Linked DNA regions of Homo sapiens: regions 1 and 2 are each linked to region 3. The links are chromatin contacts, found by Hi-C or POLR2A ChIA-PET in ENCODE. All regions are on one chromosome and are shown on one strand. The core of a region is the stretch at or near the end of the contact, and the rest is flanking DNA. Distances in the headings are between cores, read along the strand shown. Region 1 overlaps CYB5B (cytochrome b5 type B). Region 2 overlaps CYB5B (cytochrome b5 type B). Region 3 overlaps NFAT5 (nuclear factor of activated T cells 5).

What was found. A loop is a pair of places that touch in the nucleus more often than their neighbours do. ChIA-PET counts read pairs that join two places held with the same protein, here RNA polymerase II (POLR2A). Pooled maps may share reads with other maps.
Region 1: a loop to region 3 is called in a pooled map, with 4 times the contacts of the local background. The contact joins two enhancer-like sites. A Hi-C loop is called at or near these places in 4 of 50 pooled maps. POLR2A ChIA-PET finds 5 or more read pairs at or near these places in 4 of 52 experiments (AG04449, RWPE1, activated CD4-positive, alpha-beta T cell and 1 more).
Region 2: a loop to region 3 is called in a pooled map, with 1.9 times the contacts of the local background. The contact joins two enhancer-like sites. A Hi-C loop is called at or near these places in 7 of 37 single-sample maps with no recorded cell type and 5 of 50 pooled maps. POLR2A ChIA-PET finds 5 or more read pairs at or near these places in 4 of 52 experiments (AG04449, WTC11, activated CD4-positive, alpha-beta T cell and 1 more).

Annotation. Positions count from the first base shown.
Region 1 is chr16:69,442,338-69,446,180 of GRCh38, forward strand. All of the region lies in intron 1 of CYB5B (cytochrome b5 type B), which reads left to right. It also overlaps the pseudogene LOC100420066. Among named protein-coding and RNA genes, the nearest start is that of CYB5B, 20 kb to the left of the region's middle. RefSeq lists a silencer at 1,168-1,450 and enhancers at 1,797-1,876, 1,907-2,166. Within about 2 kb of position 1,879, at least 23 of the 41 ENCODE cell types and tissues checked have a DNase peak (open chromatin) inside an H3K27ac peak, as active enhancers do.
Region 2 is chr16:69,462,622-69,466,603 of GRCh38, forward strand. It overlaps CYB5B (cytochrome b5 type B), which reads left to right. Exons shown (of 5, transcript NM_030579.3): 5 at 1-3,643. Among named protein-coding and RNA genes, the nearest start is that of CYB5B, 40 kb to the left of the region's middle. Within about 2 kb of position 2,515, at least 5 of the 41 ENCODE cell types and tissues checked have a DNase peak (open chromatin) inside an H3K27ac peak, as active enhancers do.
Region 3 is chr16:69,611,106-69,615,132 of GRCh38, forward strand. The region is part of intron 2 of NFAT5 (nuclear factor of activated T cells 5); the gene reads left to right. Among named protein-coding and RNA genes, the nearest start is that of NFAT5, 47 kb to the left of the region's middle. RefSeq lists an enhancer at 2,338-2,497. Within about 2 kb of position 2,351, at least 10 of the 41 ENCODE cell types and tissues checked have a DNase peak (open chromatin) inside an H3K27ac peak, as active enhancers do.

The sequences.
Region 1 (3,843 bases), core at 629-3,128, 170 kb before region 3:
AGTCACCAGAAGGAAAATGTAAAACATTTTTTAAATGGCTCTTTCCCTGTAAATCATCCAGCACACACACTGCATTTTTTCTAGTTTCAGGCATAAAGGGAAACCTGGCTCAGATAAGAATGATCCTTGCTGCATGCTCAGCGGCTCATATATCTTTCTTTTTAAATTATTATTTTTTACTTTTTAATATTTATGTATTTTTAATTTTTTTAGTGACAGGGTCTCCGTTGCCCAGGCTGCAGTGCAGTGGCGCCATGCCTCGAATTCCTTGGCTTCTGGATGATCCTCCTAATTCAGCTTCCTGAGTAGCCAGGACTACAGGCCACCATGCCTGGATAATTTTTTAATTTTTAAAATTTTTTTTGTGGAGAACAAGGTCTTGCTTGGTTGCCCAGGTTGGTCTTGAATTCCTGGCCTCAAGCAATCTTCCTGCCTTGGCCTCCCAAAGTGTTGGGAATACAGGTGTGAGCCACTGTGCCTAGCTATCCTTTTTTTTTTTTTTTTTTTAAATTCTGAGAGTCTCTAGCTCAAACACAAGTTAGCAGGTTAAGGACTACTCCAAGTTCTGGCAGAGCTAATTTTTACTACTTGGTCTTCAAAAAATAGAGGCTTTTTTAAAAATTTTTTTTGTGACAGAGCTTCACTGTATTGCCCAGGCTGGAGTGCAGTGGTGCGATTGTGGCTCACTGAAAACTTCGCCTCCCGGGTTCAAGTGGTTTTCCCGAATAGTTGGGATTACAGGTGAGCGCCAGCATACCCAGCTAATTTTTGTACTTTTAGTAGAGACAGGGTTTCACCACGTTGGCCAGGCTGGTCTCAAACTCCTGGCCTCAAGTGATCCGCCCTCTTCAGCCTCCCAAAGTGTTGGGATTACAGGCGTGAGCCATGGCACTTGGTCTTGTAACTCCTTTTTGAACATAACTTCAAAGTGAAGGCCTTTGCCCATGAGCTCTTTGACATCATCTGGTGTCCACTGGTGACCCATCAGCTCCAGAACTTTCTACTTTGTCTTGGAAGCTTTGCTGGTTTCTGTGGGCATGGCCATGGCTGCTCTGGTCATCTGCTCCTGCCTCATTTCTTATTGGTCAGTTGCCATTATCTTGGCCTAGAATCACAGTAAATTCTCTGAAGCCCAAATACGTTGAGGAAATACCAGGATGCAGAGCTCATTCAGGGTGGATCTAATGTGAGTAGTTTGATAACTTGCTGCAGCATAGGCTTAAAACCAGAGGGTCGGCCGGGTGCAGTGGCTCATGCCTGTAATCCCAGCACTTTAGGAGGCCGAGGCGGGTGAATCACCTGAGGTCAGGAGTTCGAGACCAGCCTGGCCAACGTGGTGAAACCTTGTCTCTACTAAAAACACAAAAATTAGCTGGGCATGGTGGCAGGCACCTGTAGTCCCAGCTACCTGGGAGGCTGAGGCAGGAGAATCGCTTGAACTTGGGAGGCAGAGGTTGCAGTGAGCCGAGATTGTGCTACTGCATTCCAGCCTGGGCAACAGAGTGAGACTCCGTCTCAAAACAAACAAACAAACAAACAACAACAACAAAAAACAGAGGGTCAGTGGAAATAGGACCTTGGTTGCAACAATGCCTGAGTATGTCAATGTTGATCCATTCACAAGTAAGAATCATAGGGATGACGTTTGTTATATTTCCTTTCATCATGCCTGAGAGCATAGTGGGAGGAAGTGGTGATATTTTTATCCTCTGGGTTGTTGATGTAATATTCTCATGTCAAGAAAAAGACTTTTTGGGAATGTAATTTCCATTTTCACTGAAGGCTCTGCTTCAAATTAGGACTTAACTGTCAGATACTTGCTCCTGGGTGAGCTTCTTGTCGCTCTGTACCAGGATGAACATGTAGTGGCAGATCATATCTGAGAAGAAGCAGATGATAAACATGGGCGGGACCATCCAGTGGCTGACGCTGGAGTTGGACAGTAGCTCCTACCCTCTGTCTTCACTGAGAGCTGGTCTGGCTTCTCCTGGGGTGCCGGGGCTCTTTGGGTTTTCGTCGAGGCCTTCGTATGCTCCTCAGCCTGGGCATTATCTTGGCCTAAGACTGGCCAGGACCCTGCTATAGCCTCGGGCCTAGTGCAGTGATTCCAACTCCTCCAGCTGGGCTGCCAGTGGCCCATGGCAGCCCTGCATCCATTTGATTTTCGCTAACTCTATCTGGAGACTATAGAGTTCTAAACAGAAACCAAAAGCTCCCTGACGTCTTTTTGCTTGTTCTAAGCCATCTCTATTAAGACCATATTTTAGAGTGAAAGTTATTAAACCGTAGAATTTTGTTTGATCACTCTGACCCCCACTTGCTTCAGTGAAAAAAAAAAAGAAGCAGGCTACAAAACATTATGTACTACATGAATTCACTTTGTGAGAACACAAAAAACTTTTATTTATCACTGCCTACCACACAAAATAGTAAGGATTCAATAAAAAATTGTAGACTAATGGCTGAAATGATTGAAAGAATACACAGGAAAAATGAAGTTTTATGCACCAAATTGTTAACTGGACTTATTTCTGTTCCAGGACTCTAGTTGATTATTCTTTTTTCCAAATTTACCACAGCGAATATATAACTTTTACTTAATATTTTAAAAAAGTGTTGTGCTTTCTCTTGTTTATAAGTGGTGAGAGACTGATGAAAGTGAAAGTACTTGTAGAAAGAACTGTGTAGCAAGTCAAAAATTCAGTCATTCCCTGAAATGTTGTAATCTATGAAGGAGTTTTATTGTCCTTTTACTCTGAAAGGCAACACAATAGTTGGGTTGTGTCAAAAGGAAAAAATATCATCCATAGTTTAGGTGTATAGAACAAATTGGGACATAATTCCAGAACTGATGACTTAGTTCCACAACAAAGAACAGTTTCACATATAATAACCTGAGAGTTTCAGATATAATAACAAGTGAATCGTGGCTGTCTTACTCTTGCTGTAAAATAGCATTCTTAAATACTGGGATGTGAGACCCACTCACTGGGTGGAGACCTTTTAGGAGATAAAAATAGAAGTTATCCTTATCCTCAGGGAGCTCATAGGCTGGTGACTATGACTGGGAAGTAACACTTACAGTTTTTATACTTCAATTGAATTAACATTTATTTAAAATAGGAATGATAATTTATTCCTGCTGAAATGGTTGTTATAAAAAGTAAAAAGCATTAATATTTCAAAAATACAAATTTTGATATATTAAATAATATAAATTCTAAATTTGCTAATTTAAGTAAATGTTTTTTGAGTATTTAAGTCAAGGACTGTGCTAAATATAATTTTACAAAATGGTTAATTTTCTGAGTAAGTAATGCTTTATTTGGTAAAACAGTTTCAGAGGCTGGGCATGGTGGCTCATACCTTTAATCCCAGCACTTTGGGAGGCCGAGGCTGGTGGATCACCTGAGATTGGGAGTTCGAGACCAACATGGAGAAAAACCCCGTCTCTATTAAAAATACAAAATTAGCTGGGCATGGTGGCGCATGCCTGTAATCCCAGCTACTTGGGAGGCTGAGGCAGGAGAATCGCTTGAACCCGGGTGGCAGAGGTTGCGGTGAGCTGAGATTGTGCCATTGCACTTCAGCCTGGGCAACAAGAGCGAAACTCCATCTCAAAAAAAAAAAATTTTTTTTCAGAAGAGTATGTGGTGAAGTCTTCCTTCTACCCTATCTCCCAGCCACTAGGTTCTTTCACCATTTTCAGAGAGATTTTATGCATGGGTATAAATATGCATATATATATCTTCATTTAAAAATTGTAGATGGTATTATATTATGCTCTTCTGGAGTGCAAAGTGTTTTATATGCTTATCTCATTTAATATGTACAATAGTTGTC
Region 2 (3,982 bases), core at 1,265-3,764, 150 kb before region 3:
CATTCTTCCCCCTTGGAGCCAAGACGATTGGCCAGACATCACCTCAGATCTGAGACCAGCGTCTTCCATCTCTCAGAGCCTTACTCCCAAAGTACCTGCTCACTGTTCCGTGTTGAACAATTGCCGGTGTTTCCTCTCTTCACTGGTTTCCATGAGTACCCTTATATTTCACAACTTTCTGTTCATAAGTTATAGTGACATTGCTCTTTGGTAAAAATGCCTGCTTTCCAATACTTTGATTGCATATTAGACATTCTTAACAGGGCGGCAGTCTAGTGTTGAAAGTTTTATTTTTCCATTTTTCTTTTAAGTAAATTTTTTTTAAAAAATTCTGATTTAGGGCTAGGTGTGGTGGCTCAGGCCTGTAATCCTGGCACTTTGGGAGGCCAAGGTGGGAAGATCGCTTGAGGCCAAGAGTTCAAGACCAGCCTGGGCAACATAGCGAGACCCCTATCTGTATTAAAAAAAAATCTGATTTAATTCTTTTATTTATCATAAGGGGTTTAATTCCTGAAGTAAAGGTTTGCACCTATTAAACTTAAAACTGCCAAATGATTTTTGTTCTTTTATGTGCGTGATAAAAATACAAAGAATGGTGTGGCCACCTCCTCCCTTTCAAGCTAGGGCAGCAGGTAGCTCTTCCCAGCCCCTGAGCCCAGCCCCTTCCCAAGTGGTGCCGGACAAAAAACTACATGGCCCTTTCGTGTCTTGGGGGTGGAAAGGTAGGGATGAATTGGGGTGATAGAACCCTGGTGAATTCAGAGTAATCTTTCTTTAGAAAACTGGTGTTTTCTAAAGAAACAGGATAGGAGTTTAGAGAAGGCACCAAAGCTTTCACTTTGGTTTGGCACCAGTTTCTAACCATCTGTTTTTTCTACCCTAGCTATCTTTTATTGGTAAAATATAAATGTATAATTATGTTTGTAGAGCTTTACCAAGGAGTTTCCCTCCTTTTTTGTTTGTTGATTAGCAAATTTTTGATTCTCCATTTTCCAAAAGTAAGAGACTCCAGCATGGCCTTCTGTTTGCCCCGCAGTAAAGTAACTTCCATATAAAATGGTATTTGAAAGTGAGAGTTCATGACAACAGACCGTTTTCCATTTCATCTGTATTTTATCTCCGTGACTCCAACTTGTGGGTTTGTTCTGTTTTTCCATGAGAATAAAATACTGGCGGTTTTTTTCTCAGATGTGTGTTCATTGAGAAGTAGGTTACTAGAATTATGTTACTGTGTCTTATTGGTTCAATGATGATTTCTCTGGCATATTAGACTTTTATTTTTTCCCCCATGGAAGCACTTGAGGAAATAAATAGTACACTGGCTGTTTTCTGCCAGCAACTGTGGTGATTTTTCTCCCTGTCCTTTGAGAATTGCTAGTCTGCTTCTGAGCCATTGTCATATCCAGCAGGGAGCAGCTTGGTTCAAGAAGGACCATAGAGGCTGCTCAGCATCTCCTCCCTCCCTCCCAGCTTGCCAGGGATTTGATGAGACAGGAAACTGCCCAGCAAACCAGGGACTGCCCATGTAAACTATTTAAGAAAAAGTTCAACCCAGGTCTTGTATCCTGTGATTTAGCAGTTGAATGAATACAGAATTCATCAAAATAATATTAACCTTGTACTTGCACACTTGGATATATTTGGGAGTAATTTTAGGAGATTTCTGGCTGACTTTTATTATCAGGGATATGGGTTTAGTAAAGCTTTTATCTTTAGAAAAATGTTTGTATGCATTATAAGATGCTACTTTTAAGACAATATTGAAAAAAACTTTGGTTATTATTTAACAAAAGTGGTATGACTTGATGCTTCTCTATTTAAAGGCAAGGAAGGATTGGTATATGATTGCCTGTAATAAATAAATTGCGTGATTATTGGAGTACATTGGGGTAAAAGTAAAGAACAGAGGAGTATTGAGGAGCTTGAAAGGGAACATTCAAACTAAAGCCAAGCCTGAAGATAACTTGAATCAGTTGTAAAAGTGTGTTGGCAATGTCCGAAATTGAATGAAAAACATCTGGCTTATAAGAAATGTTAAAGAACTACCATCTTAAGTAAAATTGGTGTTTTTGTTATTTTTAAGGTAAATGCCAATGCAAAAGGTATGTTTTTCTACTTCACATTGGTTTTCTTTTCCTGTTTACATCTGCACTTGTTTTTTGCTGAGAGCCAGAGGAAAAGATAATTAGACTTTGTCTCTTCCACCCATGAAATCCCCCAGTACCCAGGGCTTCTTCTGAACTACTGCCGATGTGATGTCACTTTGTATCTGGAAAATCACTTTGGGGTCCATTTACTGTTATTTTGTTGCCTACAAAAACAGCCAGGTGAAAGCTAAATCTTGTGTGAGAGTTTGCAGAGGTTTTTCTATACAATAAAGTAGTATAGCACACTAGCCAAATCCATCCAAAAGGACCTTTTTTTTAGGAAGTAGACTTGAATTCACAAAACAGTCTTGACATGGGTAGCTGGTGAAAAACCCTCTGGAGAGCAAGTGGAGCCAGTCCCCATTGGCTGACAGTGCCACCTGGAGCTGGTCTCTGGGGTGTTCGGTTGTTTATTCCTGAGGAAGACTAGCTGCTGCTGCTGCTGCTGCTGCAAACTGTACTGTACACATCATGGCTGCTGGACACGAAGGAGGAGGTGAGAGAAGTTTCATGCTACCGAAATAGAGGGTGTTGGTACCACTGCCCCTGGCCTGAGAGCCAGGGTTTAAACCTGCCTCAGTAGAGTCTAGTTTGAAATGACACCAAAATTCCTCAGCCCCTACTCAGCAATTGGTTTTGGTTTCCAAATGACTTCTGCATTTGTAAAGATAACAGAGTGGTGGGGTCAAAGTTTATCTTGTGTTTAGATCTCTTCAAGACTGCTTAAGCAAAAACAAAAATCCCTTGGAACCTATCGTTTGAGCCTGTAAAGTTGTTTTAGCAGTTGTCATAAATGCATATGTTGTGAAATCAGAACACTGTCGAGTTTATACTCATTTAGCTGCAATGTGGGACAATGAAAAATGCTTTACAGGCCTGGAGTATCATTACTTATGGTATCTCCTGCTTTAAAATCTCAAGCGATATCTATCTGGTTAAATTCCATTTTAGGAGATTGAGATGCAGAACGTTAATGTTCATTACCTCCTCCTACCCCAAGAGAAATGGATTCAGACATGTCTTGTCTCAACAAGAAATTGATTTTTTTTTAAACTATCTTATTCTGTTGCCAAATATCACAGAAGTAATGAGGAGTTTAGTTACATTTGGCTGTTGTGCTCTGAAAGAGCCAGGTTTGGAATTTGTGGGGGTGATCTAGGAAGAAGGTTCCAAAGAAGCAGAGGCATTTGTCAAGTTACCTACCCTATATCCAGCATCCTCCTCATGAGCTTCAGTAGCTGCTCTTTGCCCACGCTTGTATCCTACGTTTGCTATTTGGGCAAACCATTACTTCAGTTATTTAACTTCCCTTTTTTTTTAACTTCACCTTTGACTATGAACAAGTAACGGTAACATTCCTTTTGTGTATTCAATAATGCAGTTAGTTTACCTTTTTCAGAATATTTTGAACAAAGATCTTTGTCTCTTTCTGCTGGAATGCGCACACAGTGAACGTTTGTTAGAACTACACACAATAAAGACACTGTTTTCCTTTTCTTGCCCCGACTACACTTATTATTTTTAATTTAAAAAGGTGTTTTTTAAGTAGAAGTGTTGGTTTTGTAATCCTCAGGTGTTCTGGAAGAAAAGGATTTCAGAAGCATGACAGTCTCCCGTGTCTGTGCTAATGGTGTGTTTAGCATAACGTGGTGGGGAGTTCCGTGGTTCTCCAGGATTCTCCTCACTGTTCTTTTCGTGAAGTGAATCGTTCATTTGATAATCGTGAAATGCAAAAAGCAAGGCTGTGTTTTAATGGCTGTGAAGTGGGAACGGGGTAGCCAGGTTTGAGGTTCTGTTTCCACTGAAAATACCTACTGACAGAGAAGCCAGTACCA
Region 3 (4,027 bases), core at 1,101-3,600:
ACAAAATAATATATGTAAAATAATATAAATTGTAATTCTGCTTGTTTCTTTTCATTGATAGATTATTATGTATGTTTACAAGGACATGATTAGTTTAGAAAGGAATGATTATTAAATATATGGTTATATAATATGGTTAGCTGTTAATAGCCATGGAACAGATCTCTATTCAGTATTGGTTTTATAAGCACTCAGCAAAATTCTGTTTTAAGTATGTGTTCTAAATTTTAAAATGAATGTATGTTGACATTTTTCATTGCTTACATTCCAGAAATGAGCTTATTTTACTGGTAACAATTAAATGTGAGTTTAGTAAGGGTAGAAAATTGGAGGAAACTGGAGTCTCCTTTTCTCTTTAGCAGATGTCTTAGTCTGTTTGTCAGCTATAACAAAATGCCTTAGGCAAGGTAATTTATAAACAATAGAAATGTATTGCTGATAGTCTGCAGTATGGAGTCTGGGGAGTCCAGGATAAAGGCACCAACAGATTATATGTCTGCTGAGGGTTTGCTCTCTGCTTTGAAGATGATGCTTTCTTATTGTGTACCCATGTGGTGAAAGGGCCAAGGCAGTGTCCTTCAATCTCTTTTATAAGGGCACTCATTCCATTTTGGGAGGGCAGAGCCCTCATGACTTACTTCCTAAAAGGCCCCACCTCTTAACACTATTACATTGGATGTTAGGTTCCAACATGAATTTTGGCAGGACACTAACACTCAGACTATAGCACCAGACAAGCAAGCAGTCACTGTAATTTAAGCCCATTAGAATGGAAGGTCCATAAAGACATATTTTTGTCTGTTTTGTTGTTGATGTATCCCCAGCCTGGTGTACATCAGGCAGTCCATAAATATTTATTGAGTGAATGAGTACATGAATAAATGAATGAGAATATTTACTGAGCTGTCGTTCATTTTATAGCAGGTACAATGTTGTTTCTTCACCACTGATATATTCATTTATTACCTCTTATTTATTAGCAGTGTTTCTGAAATAATATTAAAATTAGAAGTTTTCTTGAAGCTTGTTTTACAACTTAGAATTATTATCCAGTAGCTTTCCTTAATATTTTTATAACCTCATCAACAAACAGTGAGTGTCTCTTGTAAGTAGCGTACTGCCGAACCTTAGTCAGAGAAGACATGACATAGTTTTGGTCCATGAAGGGTTTTCAACCCATTTGGAGAAGTAGGAAATAGATACAAAGATGATTTGTAACAACCTGAGGGGTGTCAAAAAGATGGTACATGTAGGAAATTAATGTTATATTCAAGTGAAAATTTGATATTGTTTATGTATATTATTCAACTTTTAAAAACTTTGCATTAAAGTATGGAAAGGAAGCATAAGTATACCATTGTTTTAATGGTTATCTTTGATGAGATCATGGGCAAGTTGAATTTTTATTTCTTACGTGTATTTTTAAAAGCAAGCAATAACTCTAAATAAATTAATCTAGGCCAGGTGCAGTGGTTCATGCCTATAATCCCAGCACTTTGGGAGATTGAGGCAGGAGGACCACTTGAGCCCAAGAATTGGAGACCAGACTGGACAACAAAAGGAGACCCTGTCTCTATAAAGCACATACACAGAGACACACACACACACACACCAAAAACCTAGCTAGGCATAGTGGCACACACCTGTGGTCCCAGCTACTCGGGAGGCTGAGGTAGGAGGATCAGTTTAGGCCCGGGAGCTTGAGGCTGCAGTGAGCTGTGATCGTGTCACTGGGTGACAGGGCGAAATCCTGTCTCAAAAAAAAAAAAGGCAAAACTGTAGTTCTAGGACAGATTTGATATAAAAAACAAAAGTAAAGCAGGCTATTTGTTTAGTAACATCAATTGCTAGACCTCTCTCCTGTTTATGTATTCACTTGGAAGTCCCATAGGCATCCAAATTCATCATTTAAAACTGAATTCTCTTTCCAGGTTTATTCTTAACTCCTATATTCTCTATCACAGGAAATGGCACCACTTTTTATCAATTTTCCCAAGCCAGAGTTCTATGTGCTACTTGGAACTCTCCTTTTTTTCCCTCTCCCTTCCCCACCGTAGCCAGTGATCCAATTTAGTTCATCCATTTAAACAGCTTTAAATTCGTAGCCTATTGACTATTTCACTGCCACTGCCTTGGTTCAGGATTTCATTATTTCTTGCTTAGGCTATTATTGTAAAAACCTTCTTACTCATCGCCATCTCTAGGACCTAATCTATTCTCTGTATTCCTGGTAGGATGATCTTCCTCAAATATATGTTTGAGTTTATCATTTCTTTGCTTAAAACCCTCAAAGGCTCCCTGTGTGCTGAGGGATAAAACCCTTACTGCTTAGCATGATACACAAGCCCTGTCATAATCTGGCCTCACCCTGCCTTTAGTAGTTTCATCTCATGTTACTGCTTGTAACTTCCGTGTTCTGAGTAACTGAGTTACCTAATAACCTGAGATGAAAATACTCTTTTTGTTCAGGTTTGCTTTTATAGTTTCTCCTTCCTTTTCCCCAGTCTGTCTGCTAAATAGCCATTTCAATATTCAAGGTTGACTTCTGGTGTTACATCCTCTGTGCTGCCTTCTCAGATCCTCCACAGATAACATTAAAGGTTCCCTCTTCTCCAGTTGTGTAACACTTCATACTTTATTAAAGCACATACTGCATTATTTTAAACTTGACTCATTTTATTATCTCTAGACTGTGAACTGCTTAATAAGGGTGACTTTCTTTTGTATTGTGTCCCTAGATCAGTGCAGGTGCTAAATAAATGTTGAATGAATGTTTAATTACTGCTTTGTCAGGTTGAAGGTGATAGTGAAGAGGAGCTGGCATAGACAAAAATACTTAGCCCCTGTGACTGTGGCAAATAAGATGTCAAACAAGTAATTATATGACCAAGAGAAGACTCATGGTATGTGTTGTAACCAAGATTCTGTTGCCTTTTTCAACTAAAATATTTGGTTTTGTTTGATTTTAAACAGAAAGTGTAGCAAAAGTGAGAGGGAGAACAAGGTAGATTGGTCTTTTCTCTCTTTTCTTTCTTTTCTTCTCTTTCTCTCTTTTTTTTTTTTCTTTTGAGACAAGGTCTTGCTCTGTCACCTAGCCTAGGATGTAGTGGCACAATCACAGCTCACTACAGCCTTGACATCCTGGGATCAAGCAGTCCTTCAGCTCTGCCTCCCAAAATGCTGCGATTACAGGCACGAGCCACCACGCTCGGCCCTAGATTGGTTTTTGATTGCCAGATACCTAAAAATGAAGACATGAAATAAGTTTGTTTACTCTGATAGATTCATTTCTTTGCAAATTGAGATCTTATAATATGAAGCTACAGTTACATAGCTGAATTTTTTGAATCCGTAGTAATTAATAAATTCCTAATGAAATGTATGCCTGAATGCACTTTTTGGAACAATCTTGAACCTACAAAAGAGTTGTGAATATAGTGCAAATAATTTATTGCTTTTTTTCTGAATCATTTGAGAATAAGTTGCTGACATGTTTCCTCATTGCCTCCCAATACTTTGGTATTTCCAACAAATAAGAATATTCCCTTATGTAACCACAATATAGCTATCAAAATAAAAATTAACATCAATACATTTTTTTCACCTTGTCCTTAGATCCTATTTGGGTTTTGCAAATTGTCCCAGTAATTTCCTGTATAGCAAAAGGATCCAGTTTAGAATTATATGTCCATTTAGTTGTCATATCTCTTTAGTTTCTTTGAATCTGAAATCATTCCTTGGTGTTTCCTGGACTTTTATGGTTTTCTTTTTCCTTTTTTTTTTTTTTTTGAGACAGAATCTTGCTCTGTTACCCAGGCTGGAGTACAGTGGTACGATCTTGGCTCACTGCAGCCTCCTCCTCCTGGGTTCAAGCAATTCTTGTGCCTCAGCCTCCTGAGCAGCTAGGGCTATAGGCACCCACCACCACTCCCAGCTAAATTTTTTTTTTTTTTTTTGAGATGGAGTCTCACTGTTGCTCAGGCTGGAGTGCAGTGGCGCGACCTCGGCTCACTGCAACCTCCTCCTC